Linked DNA regions of Homo sapiens: regions 2, 3, 4 and 5 are each linked to region 1. A link is a contact called in ENCODE Hi-C or POLR2A ChIA-PET data. All regions are on one chromosome and are shown on one strand. Each heading gives the region's core, a stretch centred on a gene start or an enhancer-like site at or near the end of the contact. The rest is flanking DNA. Distances are from core to core; before and after follow the strand shown.

Region 1 (2,700 bases), core at 157-2,656:
TCTTTCTTGCCTTTAGCTTACAGTGTCTCCATTCTCCTTGTCACCAATGCAAGAAAACTGGGAGCCATCCTACAGTTATTTTGTCCAGTGTACTCTACCTCCTGATCATTTTTGTTTCATTTCTGTTCCTTTCTCTTCTTCCCTTCTGCCACCACAACTACACTTTGGGATTATAGTAAATATTTTTCTCATTCTTTTGAGCAAAGGATTAGTTTTTACCTTATGATATTGTGAGTCTTAACTGATGAGGTTCTCTTCTTTGAATTACCTACTCTGATGCATGGAGTCACATGTGAAAGCTACCTATTAAAAAAAAACTATAGAAACCTGGCTGGATATGGTGGCTCACACCTGTAATCCTAGCACTTTGGGAGGCTGAGGTGGGCAGACCACTTGAGCTCAGGAGTTTAAAACCAGCCTGAGCAACATGGCAAAACCCAGTCTCTACAAAAAAAAAAAAAAAAAAAAAAAAAATTAGCTGGGCTTCGTGTCGCACACCTATAGTCTCAGAAACTTACTTGGGAGGCTGAGGTGGCAGGAACGCTTGAGCTCGGGAGGTCAAGGCTGCAGTGAGCTGAGATCTTGCCACTGCACTCCAGCCTGGGCGACTGAGTGAGACCCTGTCTCAAAAACAAGAAAAAAAAAATAGAAACGTATGCAATAATTTTCTGAACAAAGTTCTCTCTTGCTACTATCGTATTCCCTTAGGCTCATTTTAAAAAACTTGCTTTCAATTCTATTTTATATTACTCTACCCACAATAAACTACTTGCAGTTCCCTCAAATTTGCCAATGTGTGTGTGAGTGTGTATGTGTGTGTACATACCTGGACCATTGCCCATGCTGGAATGCCCTTTCTCGCCTCGCCTACTTGACAAATATCTATATTTTCCAAATCTCAATTCAAGATCATTTTATTCTTGAAATTATTAATGATACCTAACTTATGCCACCTCAATATGCCACGTACACTTTTTAATTTTTAACACCTATTGCCCTGATTTGCTTAAATATTTCTGTCCCTTCTGAAGTGTAATTTCTGTGAGATCAGAGACTGTATCTCATCTTTCCATTTTCAGTGGCCTAATAAAGCTGCATCTTTAGAAGTGGCTCATGGAATGATTCTACAAATAATAACTGTCATCCTTATGGAGCAGGTACCAGATGACAATAAACAGGCCAAACTGCAATGACATCTCAGCAAAGCCCACATATACCACTTATATATTTGGGAGATTTTCATAGTTTTGAAATGCTTTTGAATCTTTTTAAAGCCCTGTTTCTCTGCAATAGTAATAATAATAAAAAAAAAACTCTCAAAACAAGTATGCGTTACATGCTGGTTCCAAGAAGGAGGGAAGCTGGGGCAAACCACATCCTGCTTTCAAAGGAACCAACAAAGACCATGAGTAAAGCATGAGCTGAGGCTGATGAAGTGCACCTGTCCTGTGACAGTTCATGAGCAGTCAGCCTCTCATGAAAGTGGCAAGTTCTCTGTATTTTTACATAGCCAAGTCAGGCATTTCTAGGCTCATCTGTGGGACGAGGACACAATAGAGCAGGAAATGGCTTTGATGCTCCCAGTTTTAGTTTCCTAGGGCTGCTGTAACAAGACACCACAAACTGGGTTGCTTAAACATCTGTATTTGTTTCACGGTTGTGGAGGCTGGGAGTCTAAAATCAGCGTTGGTAGGGTTGGTTCCTTTTGGAGGCCCTAAGGGAGAAACTGACCTGGGCCGCTCCCCTAGCTTCTGGTGCTTGCTGACATTTTTGGCATTGCTTGGCTTGCAGCTGCAACCCTCCAATCTCTGTCTCCATCATCAAATGGCCCTGTCTCTGTGTATGTCTAAATTTTCCCCTTGTTTAAACTTTTAATTTTAGGTTTGTGGGGTACATGGGAAGGTTTGTTACATAGGTAAACCAATGTCATGGGAGTTTGTTGTATGCATTATTTTATCATCCAAGTGTTAGGCCAAGTACCCAATAGTTACCTTTTCTGCTTCTTTCCCTCCTGATGCCCTCCCCACTTAAGTAGGTCCCAGTGTCTTTTGTTTCCTTCTTTGTGTTCGTAGTTCTTATCATTTAGCTCCTACTTATAAGTGAGAACATATTGTATTTGGTTTTCTGTTCCTCCATTAGTTTGCTAAGGATAATAGTCTCCAGCTCCATCCATGTTCCCGCAAAAGACATGATCTTGTTCTTTTTTTATAGCTGCATAGTATTCCCTGGTATATAAGTATCACATTCTCTTTATCCAATCTGTCATTGATGGTCATTTGGGTTGATTCTATATCTTTGCTATTGTGAATAGTGCTGCAATAAACATTTGCATGTGTGTGTCTTTATGGTAGAATGATTTATATTCTTCTGGATATATATGGGATTGCTGGGTAGAATGGTAGTTCTGCTTTTAGCTCTTTGAGGAATTGCCATGCTGCTTTTCACAAGGGTTGAACGAATTTACACTCCTACCAGTAGTGTATACTGATTGTCAGAATGTTCATACCTCTTTCCGTAAATATACTCTAATGCAGTATAACCTCATCTTAACTTGATTATATCACCGAGGCTCTTATTTGTTTCCAAATAAGGTCCCATTTGTAGGTTTTAGGGGTTCAGACTTGAGCAAATCTTTTTGGGGATACTGTTCAACCCACAATGCCCCACCACACTTTAAATCTCCTTGGACCACAAGGTCAG
Region 2 (2,700 bases), core at 93-2,592, 540 kb before region 1:
TATTACTTTACTACTAGCCAGCCATGCCAGAGTGTCTGCCATCATCTTTCTCTTTGCAAGTGAGTATCTTTGTTCCTAGTTGGTATCCCTAATTTAGCCCCAAGTGATCAATCCTTCTTGCCTCCTCATCTCTATAACAACACTTGATAATTAAATTGTGTCTTTTCTATGTGCCAGGCACTGCTTTAAGAGCTTTGCCTGGGTTAAATTAATCATCAGGATGAGACTTTGAAATTGTTACTACTGATATTCCCATTTTACAGGTGAGCAAATTCAACTGCAATTTCCTCAATAACCCCAGTTTACCATGAATGCTTATTTTCTCAGCTTGTATAGGAGTTGACAGTCTGTGGCTCATAACAGTCTTCCAGAAGTTGAAATAAATTCAGGTTCCTACCCGTGAGGACCAGTTAGGATGCTTTTTGGTGAAATTTTCACTATATCCAATGGGGTTTAAACAATAAAGAATTTATTATCTCTCCAAACAAGAAGTCCAAAATTAGGGTTGCAGGGTGGATTGATTTAGCAGCTCAGTCATACCAAGATTTCTTTTACTAGGAAGAAAATACTTTTTCCAAACCCCTAAGCAGTGTTTCTTTTTTTGGCATGATCCCTACGCCATTCACAGGCAAAGGGGAATGGATGATCCATGACTCCTCTCTGAGACTGAGCCTAACTACCATGAGCATATTGTTGCCTGATCCCTGAACAAAGCCTGGGGTCTATTAGCAAAAGGAAAAGTGAGGGAACCAAAGGAGCCTTACTCTCCAGGACATCTGCACGCCACCAGAGTGCAGAATGTAAGCTGTCTTGCATGCGTATGAAAAACATAACTCTAACACTGACCCCAAGGTCTCTCCTGCTGTGCATAACTAATAGGCCCTGTGACTGCTTACTGCTGTGATGCAGAACAGACTTCACAGGTGCTCCTCGGCTGGGACTGGTGTGGCAGCGTGGGAGGCAGGGGCATACTGTCACTATGACTGAGCAGAGTATTATTGGAAATGGTGTTTGACTCCCTTCTTATTGGTGCAACTCAAAAGGGCAATGTAGTAAACAGTTCCAGACAAATTTGAAGACAAGATGTTTTTCATAAGGAAGGAAAAAATTCTCACAACAAGCCAAATGTGCATCTTTTCAGATAGGAGCCCTTCATATTCACTGGAATTTCTTAAAAAGTAACTTTCCACATATTTCCCCCAAAATAACCTATTTCACTAAGAGTAAAGCACGTGGCACCTAATTTATCTTCCCTGAACAGAGTAGAGCTGAGTCACTGACACAGAACTGAAACCTTCGCACCCAAGCAGGCTCAAGGGACTGAGCCAGAACTGATTCTCAGATAGCTCAACCCTCCCTCCCTCTCCCACAATAAAGGTTCATATCAAAATCACACTCTGAACATCTGACTCATATCTTGTGATTATTGAACATACTCCTCCTGTACCAATGTTCCTGTGGACATTTGACCATTTCCATGTTCATTTCTTAGGGAAAACAGGATTGTTTAGCTGGAGGTTGAATCAAATAGATATACATATTGAAACCAAGTGTCCTCTCTTGCTGTCTGAACATCCAAACAAAGCTAGGAGCAGCCCCCTTACCATTAATCAAGGACCAGATAAACAGCTATCTGCTGAAGAGGACTTCTGCAGCAATGGCTTAGCCCTCACCTCTGGCACAAGGAAGGATGGATGGGTGGGCTGCAATTAGTTGGCATGTTCAAAATAAGAGACAAGTGGCAGGGAACACCTCTTGGTTTGACTTCAGCTTGCATCACTGTGGCTCTTGACTGCCATTTCTACTTTTCCTGTGTAGATCGAAAGCTCTAATCCTTACCCCTAGTAAGTGCAATAGTGCCCTTTGTACAGTTGGAGACCTCCACCTCCTAGTTTGAGCCAGAATGTGTTCTGTGCGTAAATACATTACATGGAGTCCAAGAGATTTCTTTCTTTCTTAATTTACACATAATAATTGTACATATTCATGGGGTATGTAAGGATGTTTTGATACATATAATGTATGATGATTAGATCAGGGTAATTAGCATATCCATTATCTCAAACATTTATCATTTCTTTGTGTTGGGAACATTCAATATCCTTCCTTCTAGCTATTTGAAACTACATATTGTTAACTGTAGTAGTCCTACAGTGGTATAGAACACTAGAAACGTATTCCTCCTCCCTTGCTCTGATTCTGTAACCCTTAACAAATCTCTCCCTAAAGGTTTCTGTTAACTCCTAATAAATGATCGCGTGGGTTGGCAGAGTCAAGAATGAGGTTAAATGGAGAATTCTTGGCCTGAGGACTATGAATTCCTTTTTTTTTTTTTTTTTTTTTTTTGGCCCATTTGGTTCCACGTGTGCCTCCAGATCTCTGGTGCTGTGGAGCAGTGACTGTGCTGTGTGCTGCACACCTCACTCTCTTGCCGCTTTCCCTGGTCTCCATCAGGACTTTACCAAAACACTCAAGTGCTGTGGCATCTGAGAATGTCCCTCTATGCACTGTCTGTCCATATAGTGAGATAAGGGAGGTGCTGGAAACAATTGTTCTCTTCCTCTATGATTCCTGCAAGTATTGTTTTGCAATTGTGCTGCCCGCCTTGAAAATCACATGGTGCCCCACTGGCAGCTTTATGATCATTTCTCTAAATGAAAGTGAGAGGTTATCGAATTTGTCTAGTTTAGTGTGAGTCAC
Region 3 (2,832 bases), core at 324-2,823, 640 kb before region 1:
CAAATCTTGTTGATAGTAATGAAATGTAGCTAACAATACCTCTATTATTAATTGGTCAAACACTATGAGCCAGTCATTCTATTAAGCATGTTTCTGTTATTTCACTTAATCCTCACATCCTTCTCAGACAAGTTATATAACCACCCTTTTAAAGGTGAGAAATACGGGCTCAGAGTTTTAATAACTCACTCCAAATCACACACTTGTTGATAGAGCTAGAATCCAAACCCAAATATGTCCAACTGCAAATCTCTGGTCTTCCCACTACATTACACTGCATCCAGGAATATTAATTATATTTATTTCATAAGGAAAAGGGATTTATCAGAGTAAAAGTATAGACATGTGACTTTGTAGAAATAGCTTGTTAATAATCATAGTTCCTAAAATTTCTTATTCAGGAGTATTTTTTTTAAGTCAAAGTTATGTAGGTCCCCCAAACAAGCTGTTGTACATTCAGAATAGAATGTTTCCTATTTCATGTCAAAAGTGCAGATTTGCTTCCTGATAAGATGTACTATTTGGAGACTGTCTATTTTTTATTGTGATTCAGATGCAAATAACAGGAAAACATATTTTTTTCCTATCTTGGCAAAAGAAGTATTTCTAAAAAAGAATACTTAATGTAATGATTTAAATTGCTTATTTTGTTATTGTGAATTGGGAGAAAGCAAATTTTAGCACAGGATTCAAAGAAGTAACAATGGCCTACTGACTTAGAAAAGTCCAGCCAGGGAATTTCCCAAGACTCTAAGCCATGAGGCAGGCCCTCAGAGACACTGGCTCCTCTTCCCTGTCCAAGAAAATGAAAAAATGCATAACTACAGAGTATCGAAGAGACACCCAGGCATATGCCAACTCAAAATGAACTACTTTGCAAGGCCTTATGTCCGTGTATTAAAAAAAAAATCTAGCATCAAAAGAGAAACAAAAACCAAACTTGTCTTTGTAATCCTTAGACCACTCAATAAATGGTCATTTATATGTAATATAGCTTTTAAATGGTGGTGAAATGTAAATAAAATATTTTTTTAAATATCCTCTTTTCCTTAGAGAAATTCAGTTCTGAATTTTTAAGGTCAAAATGTTTTCAAAGATTTTTCAAAAGGAGTGTGAAAATTGGCAACAAATAAATTTGAATGTGAAAGACAGTCATACACACACAGACACACACACACACACACACCACACACATTTTCATTTCACTCGGCCTGTTCTAAACTATGTGCTGTTTCTTGTGTTTTCAGAGCGCATACATGTTTTAACCGTCTGGATCTGCCTCCCTACCCATCCTTTTCCATGCTTTATGAAAAACTGTTGACAGCAGTTGAAGAAACCAGTACTTTTGGACTTGAGTGACCTGGAAGCTGAATGCCCATCTCTGTGGACAGGCAGGTTCAGAAGCTGCCTTCTAGAAGAATGATTGAACATTGGAAGTTTCAAGAGGATGCTTCCTTTAGGATAAAGCTATGTGCTGTTGTTTTCCAGGAACAAGTGCTCTGTCACATTTGGGGACTGGAGATGAGTCCTCTTGGAAGGATTTGGGTGAGCTTGATGCCCAGGGAACAACCCAACCGTCTTTCAATCAACAGTTCTTGACTGCCAAACTTTTTCCATTTGTTATGTTCCAAGACAAAGATGAACCCATACATGATCAGCTCCACGGTAATTTTTAGGGACTCAGGAGAATCTTGAAACTTACCCTTGAACGTGGTTCAAGCCAAACTGGCAGCATTTGGCCCAATCTCCAAATTAGAGCAAGTTAAATAATATAATAAAAGTAAATATATTTCCTGAAAGTACATTCATTTAAGCCCTAAGTTATAACAGAATATTCATTTCTTGCTTATGAGTGCCTGCATGGTGTGCACCATAGGTTTCCGCTTTCATGGGACATGAGTGAAAATGAAACCAAGTCAATATGAGGTACCTTTACAGATTTGCAATAAGATGGTCTGTGACAATGTATATGCAAGTGGTATGTGTGTAATTATGGCTAAAGACAAACCATTATTCAGTGAATTACTAATGACAGATTTTATGCTTTATAATGCATGAAAACAATTTTAAAATAACTAGCAATTAATCACAGCATATCAGGAAAAAGTACACAGTGAGTTCTGTTTATTTTTTGTAGGTTCATTATGTTTATGTTCTTTAAGATGTATATAAGAACCTACCTATCATGCTGTATGTATCACTCATTCCATTTTCATGTTCCATGCATACTCGGGCATCATGCTAATATGTATCCTTTTAAGCACTCTCAAGGAAACAAAAGGGCCTTTTATTTTTATAAAGGTAAAAAAAATTCCCCAAATATTTTGCACTGAATGTACCAAAGGTGAAGGGACATTACAATATGACTAACAGCAACTCCATCACTTGAGAAGTATAATAGAAAATAGCTTCTAAATCAAACTTCCTTCACAGTGCCGTGTCTACCACTACAAGGACTGTGCATCTAAGTAATAATTTTTTAAGATTCACTATATGTGATAGTATGATATGCATTTATTTAAAATGCATTAGACTCTCTTCCATCCATCAAATACTTTACAGGATGGCATTTAATACAGATATTTCGTATTTCCCCCACTGCTTTTTATTTGTACAGCATCATTAAACACTAAGCTCAGTTAAGGAGCCATCAGCAACACTGAAGAGATCAGTAGTAAGAATTCCATTTTCCCTCATCAGTGAAGACACCACAAATTGAAACTCAGAACTATATTTCTAAGCCTGCATTTTCACTGATGCATAATTTTCTTATTAATATTAAGAGACAGTTTTTCTATGGCATCTCCAAAACTGCATGACATCACTAGTCTT
Region 4 (2,700 bases), core at 174-2,673, 600 kb before region 1:
TAAAAATACAAAATTAGCCAGGCATGGTGGCGTGTGCCTGTAGTCCCAGCTACTCAGGAGGCTGAGGCAGAAGAATCACTTGAACCCGGCAGGTGGAGGTTGCAGTGAGCCGATATCATGCCACTGCACTCCAGCTTGGGCAACACAGTGAGACTTTGTCTCAAAAAAAAAAAAAAAAAAAAAAAAAGAATTATAATATCTACCTCACTGACCAAGAATTAAATACAAAAGCACATTTCATAATTCCTGGCATACTAATTTAATGTGCAAAATATTTGGGTGTTTTAATGGTGTATTAAAAGATAGAGTTTTTAGAACCTTTTAAAATGTTTTTAAGAAATTGTTCTAAATCTTAATTACTTCATTTTGCATTATAATAGGAAGAAAGGTTTTTTTTTTCTTTTTTTCTTTTTCTTTTTTTTAAGTTTCCTGTATCTCACATTGAACCATAGAATCTCTGCATTGGAAAGACTTCAGTGGTCCGTGGTCTTACTAATACAATGTTTGTATGCAGCGCAGCAATCTTTCCTATAATTTCCCGAACAAACTGTTATCCAGCCTCAGTTTGAATGCTTCAGCGATGGGGAAATGAATATTATGCAAGTCTTGAACAGTACACACAATAAAAGTCACTTTCTTTTCTATTTTTCTGAGTTACTATTTGATGAGTAAATTTACTTACATTTTTTAAATTAACTTTTCAAAATTGGGGACATTATAGGAGCTAAAAAATCTATAAAGTATTTTTGCTTTGAGGGCTTTGGATAATTTAAACTTTGAGGATGATATTAGTAATTCTAAATTGCTTTATAAATGAGGTGCCACCATAAATAAAGTTGAATTAGGCATACTTTTTAGAATTTTAGATCAAAAACTCATGATAGAATTTGATTAAAGCAAATTTAGATTGATTGCTAAATTCCCATTTTAAAATATCTTTATGAAAGAGACCAAGTAACATCTTTCTTTTGAATTGATATGGGCTAATGAGTCACATGGTAAATATTGATATGTTTAATTATTAGATCTTGATAAATTAGAAATCATGGCTTTTCATCTGCCAAGAATGTACTGAAAGTTCTTTCAATATTGTTACCAATTTTAATATCCTATGCTTTTGTGAAATGGAAATTAGAATCATAATCATTTCTTCTGAGGTTTGCACATTTTGAAAGTTATCTTTCTGAATCAACTTTTTTATTTCAGAGTGTTAGTGTTTAATAATTCATTTTCCTTTAGCAAATTAAAGGAAATTATGTAAAAGTTAACAGTTCATTTTTTACTATTCTCAAAAAACTTGAATTGTTCCTGTTTTTTAACATGTTGGGTAAGTTTTTTCTACCCCTCCCCCAACTGAGGCAAAGGTTTCATAGGACTTCTTGTGGTTAGAAGGGTGAGGCAGATTCAGAAATAAACGTCAGCTTCCTTTGTGGCTTACCCTCCCGCCTCCTTTCACATTTTATTGTGTATTCTAGAATGCAGAAGGGGAATGCAGAAGGGTAACTACTAGACCTTTTCGCTGCTGGGAAATCTAGTTAGCCTTGCCTTTTTAGGGTATAACTTAAGGATTATTTTTAAATGCTTTAACTTTTCTTAAATGTTTCAATTACATTTGGAATAGAAACATATTTTAAAGATCATTTTTTATACTTTTAAACTATAGCATTTTAGAATGGAAAACAAATATTTGGTTTTTTTCCTAAGTCATCTGATAATTATGGTAAAAATGTTTACCTTCATAGTATATAAATGAATACACACGCACACATATATATAATTTTATTGGAATCTCAATCTTTTAAGAAATACAAACACTTTAAGTACAGGATACAGAATAGCACAGTATATGGTATTATAGTGGGTACATATTTCTGGCATTCATTCAACAGATATTTCAGTTCCTATTATGTGTTAACAAACTGTAGATTTTATAATTACCATAATAATTAGGACAGATATGGTCCCTGCCCTCATGGAGCTTTTACTTAGTGGTGAACGTTGACAAATAAATAAATCATTATCCACATCATTTGGTCACCTTTGCCCTGGATTAATGAGTACTATACTTGTTTAAGAAAGCCTCTTGGGCTGGTGCAGTGGCTCATGCCTGTAAAATTTCAACACTTTGGGAGGCTGAGGCAGGAGAATCGTTTGAGCCCAGGAGTTTGAAACCAGCCTGGGCAACATAGGGAGACACTGTCTGTACAAATTATGTAAAAAATTAGCCAGGAGTGGTGGTGCGTGCCTGTGGTCCCAGCTACACAGGAGGCTGAAGTAAGAGAATCTTCTGAGCCTGGGAGGTTGAGGCTGCGGTGAGCTGAGATCCTGCCACTGCACTCCATCCTGGGTGATAGAGTCGAGACCCTGTCTCAAAAAAAAAAAAAAAACAACCTCTTGGTAATACCTGGAACAATTAGATAAGAAGTGTTATTTACAGATAAAATAAATAATAAAATTATTGCAGAACTGAATTGTCACAAGCACTACTATAAACTGTTTTTTCAGATGCACAGTTTTCTTGGCTAACTAGTTTCTGTTTCCTAAATTTTACAAGTGAATTTCTTTATAAAGCCCAAAATTTCCTTCCTGTTTTAGTCAAGTTTTTGCTTCGAAATCTAAGTAAGAATTGATAGAAGCAAGTGAGTTACACTTCTTTAACAAAACTGTTTTTTTGTTTTTTTTTTTTTTGAGACACAGTCT
Region 5 (2,731 bases), core at 120-2,619, 670 kb before region 1:
ACTTTGGGAGGCTGAGGCAGGCAGATCACGAGGTCAGGAGATTGAGACCATCCTGGCTAACTCATGGTGAAACCCCGTCTCTAATAAAAATACAAAAAAATTAGCTGGGCATGGTGGTGAGTGCCTGTACTCCCAGCTTCTAGGGTGGCTGAGGCAGGAGAATTGCTTGAACCTGGGAGGCAGAGCTTGCAGTGAGCTGAGATCACACCACTGCACTCCAGCCTGGGCGACAGAGCGAGACTGGGTCTAAAAACAAAAAAAAAATACAAAAATAATCCTAGAGTCTATAAATACAAATACTTTAGTTGATTAGTTCATCACCAACTAAGATCACATTTTATATTATGCTTTGGCTTTTTACAAAAAGTAGGTAGTTTCTAAGCCCTATCTTGTAACTAGTGATTTAATTTGGTTAGAGCTGGAGGTTTTGCTTTAGTCATGAAAATTTCCACACAACTTAATCTGGTTATCTGCCTTTGCAAAGTTGTGGGGAAGGGAGATCGGCAGTGGTGGAGTGGCTGAAAACTGAGTCATCTTGACTGAATGTGGCGTGAAATTGCACGCAGGGGTTGCCTATTTCTGCTGGGCATCAGTCTACTAAGAAGTTGCTTCTCTAGGGTTGAGGTCAATGAAATACTACATATTCTCCAGTGAATTATTCTACGTATTTTCCAGCTCTATTATTATACTGCACATTCTCCAGTGTATTATTTTCTTTTGAATTAAAAGTCCTAGCAACTAAAGTTATATGATTTAAAAAGTTACCTAGATGCTAGGCATGGTGGCTCATACCTATAATCCCAGCACTTTGGGAGGCCAAGGTGGGAGTATTGCTTCAGGCGAGGAGTTCCAAACTAGATTGGGCAACATAGTGAGACCCCATTTCTATAAAAAATAAATAAATAAATAATTAGCTGGTTGTGATGGCTTGTGTCTGTAGTCCTAGATACTTGGGAGGCTGAGGCAGGAGGATCGCTTGAGTCCAGGAGCTCAAGGTTACAGTGAGCTACGATTGTGCCACTGTACTCCAGCCTGGGTGACAGAGCAAAACCCTGTCACCCTGTCTCTTTAAAAAAAAAAAAAAACTGGATTAGACTGTTGTGTTCTGATAAGGCGTGGGGCCACTAATTTCTTAATACCCAAAACATTAAAGAAATAGTGGCCTGCGTAAAGAGAGGAGGTTTACACTGTGATTGCCCTGCCTCTTTTTCTCCATGGCCAACCCTGTAAAAGGCACCTTTCTTAAGAAAGAATGAGTTTATTATGTGTGAGGTGCCATCAATATGACATCAATCATGTCTTGCAGAGCCACACTTTGACTGGGGTGGAGATGTGTACAAGCAGTTTTAGTTTGGGAGTTTAAGAACTTCCTGTAATATCTTCCTTTTGAGCTTTCTGTAACTCCCCTGAGACAGGCAAATGAAAGCAACTAGGGAGGATGAGATCTGAAGGAGTTTTCTTCAGTCTCTGCTTATAAAGTAACCAACCAGTTCTTACATATGACTGGTCAGATCCTCACTAGAAGCTGTTTGAGGCCCTGAGCTTGGTCATTAATTTCTCAGAAATCTGTGAAGCTTCAAGGTACACTTTATGGTGTTCCCTTTTTTTCTTCCAAAAAGAGACATTCACAGGATAACCTAAATTACCCAAACCTTTCTAAAGAAGGATGCTTCTGTATCTAGGCTTTGGTTTGGTAGCACCTGGTAAGACTTTGTTTATCATATCAAAATACCTTACTCACCTACCAGGCTTTCTTAATTGGCTCAAGAACTAACACCTTGCTGCTATAAATATCTGAGGGTGAATCAGAAGGTGTGTAGGCCATGTGTGCCTGAACCAACTTGTAGGAAATGGTGTGACTTCCCAAGGCCATCATCTTCTTTCATTTTATAGTCTGCTTTCATTAGAATACTTAGTTTTCAGTAATTCTTAGTTGAAAATAAAGAATGGGAGAATAAAATTTGTTATTTTAACAAATTTTGGGTGCCACTGACAACTTGGGTGGAGTGCCAACCCAGCCATGTGATGATATTTAAAATGCTCTATCAGCACTTGGGGCTCCAGACTACATGGCCACCCTGGAGACATCTGTGCTTATTCGGAAATGCCCTCAGATGCAGCTGTTGTGCGGCTACACACCCGTCGTCCAGAGTTTTTATATTTCCGTGCCAAGCCTTTAGCTGTGGAACCAACCTAACTGGCAAAACAGGAATGTAACAGACAATCCCTGTGATATGAGTCATATTAACTATTTATATGAAAGAAGTTGCTAAGACATTACAGGAAGCAAAGGCATGATGTACCCTGCTGTGACATGTTTTACTGAGTTAGCTAGGCTTATTTATAAATTGTAATCTACAACCTGCTCTCAGATAGGCAGTTCTAAGCTTTGGATTATAATCAAATCAAAGTTTAAGACTATTTTGGCTTTAGAGGTGACTCCATCAGTGCTTCTAGAGTTAAAAGTCAGCAGATAAAAACTTGACCAGTTGAAGACACATTTTCTCCTAGAGGAACTAACTGTTAGCTCTGTTTTTGCTTGGGAAAACAAGACTTTTCATTTTCAGTTTAATTCCTCAGGGAACATTCATCTCATCTTCAGCCAGATTCAGCTATCATCATAAAAAGGGAACTAATCAGTGAGGTCAGTCTTTGTTGTTTTAGCAAACTTTACCACCTGAGAAGATATTACATGTTAAACTTTCTAAGCATAATTTACTTGATGATTTCT

Evidence for each region. Hi-C counts contacts between places; a loop is a spot of excess contacts on that map. ChIA-PET counts read pairs that join two places held with the same protein, here RNA polymerase II (POLR2A). Pooled maps may share reads with other maps.
Region 2: a map with no recorded cell type shows a loop between it and region 1 (9-fold over the local background). The contact joins two enhancer-like sites. A Hi-C loop is called at or near these places in 3 of 37 single-sample maps with no recorded cell type and 2 of 50 pooled maps. POLR2A ChIA-PET finds 5 or more read pairs at or near these places in 4 of 52 experiments (BJ, GM12878, T-cell and 1 more).
Region 3: a loop to region 1 is called in a pooled map, with 4 times the contacts of the local background. The contact joins two enhancer-like sites. A Hi-C loop is called at or near these places in 1 of 168 maps with a recorded cell type or tissue (naive thymus-derived CD4-positive, alpha-beta T cell), 2 of 37 single-sample maps with no recorded cell type and 6 of 50 pooled maps. POLR2A ChIA-PET finds 5 or more read pairs at or near these places in 4 of 52 experiments (BJ, activated T-cell, activated naive CD4-positive, alpha-beta T cell and 1 more).
Region 4: a loop to region 1 is called in a map of naive thymus-derived CD4-positive, alpha-beta T cell, with 4 times the contacts of the local background. The contact joins two enhancer-like sites. A Hi-C loop is called at or near these places in 1 of 168 maps with a recorded cell type or tissue (naive thymus-derived CD4-positive, alpha-beta T cell), 6 of 37 single-sample maps with no recorded cell type and 8 of 50 pooled maps. POLR2A ChIA-PET finds 5 or more read pairs at or near these places in 10 of 52 experiments (GM12878, H1, T-cell and 4 more).
Region 5: a loop to region 1 is called in a pooled map, with 2.9 times the contacts of the local background. The contact joins two enhancer-like sites. A Hi-C loop is called at or near these places in 10 of 37 single-sample maps with no recorded cell type and 12 of 50 pooled maps. POLR2A ChIA-PET finds 5 or more read pairs at or near these places in 2 of 52 experiments (AG04450 and activated B cell).

What each region holds. Positions count from the first base shown.
Region 1 is chr2:195,558,502-195,561,201 of GRCh38, reverse strand. No RefSeq gene overlaps it. Among named protein-coding and RNA genes, the nearest start is that of LINC01827, 15 kb to the left of the region's middle. RefSeq lists an enhancer at 1,542-1,591. Within about 2 kb of position 1,406, at least 13 of the 41 ENCODE cell types and tissues checked have a DNase peak (open chromatin) inside an H3K27ac peak, as active enhancers do; they include GM12878, where a contact is called at or near this core.
Region 2 is chr2:196,100,038-196,102,737 of GRCh38, reverse strand. No RefSeq gene overlaps it. Among named protein-coding and RNA genes, the nearest start is that of DNAH7, 33 kb to the right of the region's middle. RefSeq lists enhancers at 1,146-1,245, 1,516-1,665, 1,686-1,775. Within about 2 kb of position 1,342, at least 5 of the 41 ENCODE cell types and tissues checked have a DNase peak (open chromatin) inside an H3K27ac peak, as active enhancers do; they include GM12878, where a contact is called at or near this core.
Region 3 is chr2:196,199,804-196,202,635 of GRCh38, reverse strand. It overlaps HECW2 (HECT, C2 and WW domain containing E3 ubiquitin protein ligase 2), which reads left to right. Exons shown (of 29, transcript NM_001348768.2): 29 at 1,248-2,832. The coding sequence ends at 1,359. Among named protein-coding and RNA genes, the nearest start is that of STK17B, 30 kb to the right of the region's middle. Within about 2 kb of position 1,573, at least 4 of the 41 ENCODE cell types and tissues checked have a DNase peak (open chromatin) inside an H3K27ac peak, as active enhancers do.
Region 4 is chr2:196,158,999-196,161,698 of GRCh38, reverse strand. The region is part of intron 2 of STK17B (serine/threonine kinase 17b); the gene reads left to right. Among named protein-coding and RNA genes, the nearest start is that of STK17B, 11 kb to the left of the region's middle. RefSeq lists an enhancer at 2,189-2,689. Within about 2 kb of position 1,423, at least 13 of the 41 ENCODE cell types and tissues checked have a DNase peak (open chromatin) inside an H3K27ac peak, as active enhancers do; they include GM12878, where a contact is called at or near this core.
Region 5 is chr2:196,232,634-196,235,364 of GRCh38, reverse strand. The region is part of intron 21 of HECW2 (HECT, C2 and WW domain containing E3 ubiquitin protein ligase 2); the gene reads left to right. Among named protein-coding and RNA genes, the nearest start is that of HECW2-AS1, 26 kb to the left of the region's middle. Within about 2 kb of position 1,369, at least 20 of the 41 ENCODE cell types and tissues checked have a DNase peak (open chromatin) inside an H3K27ac peak, as active enhancers do.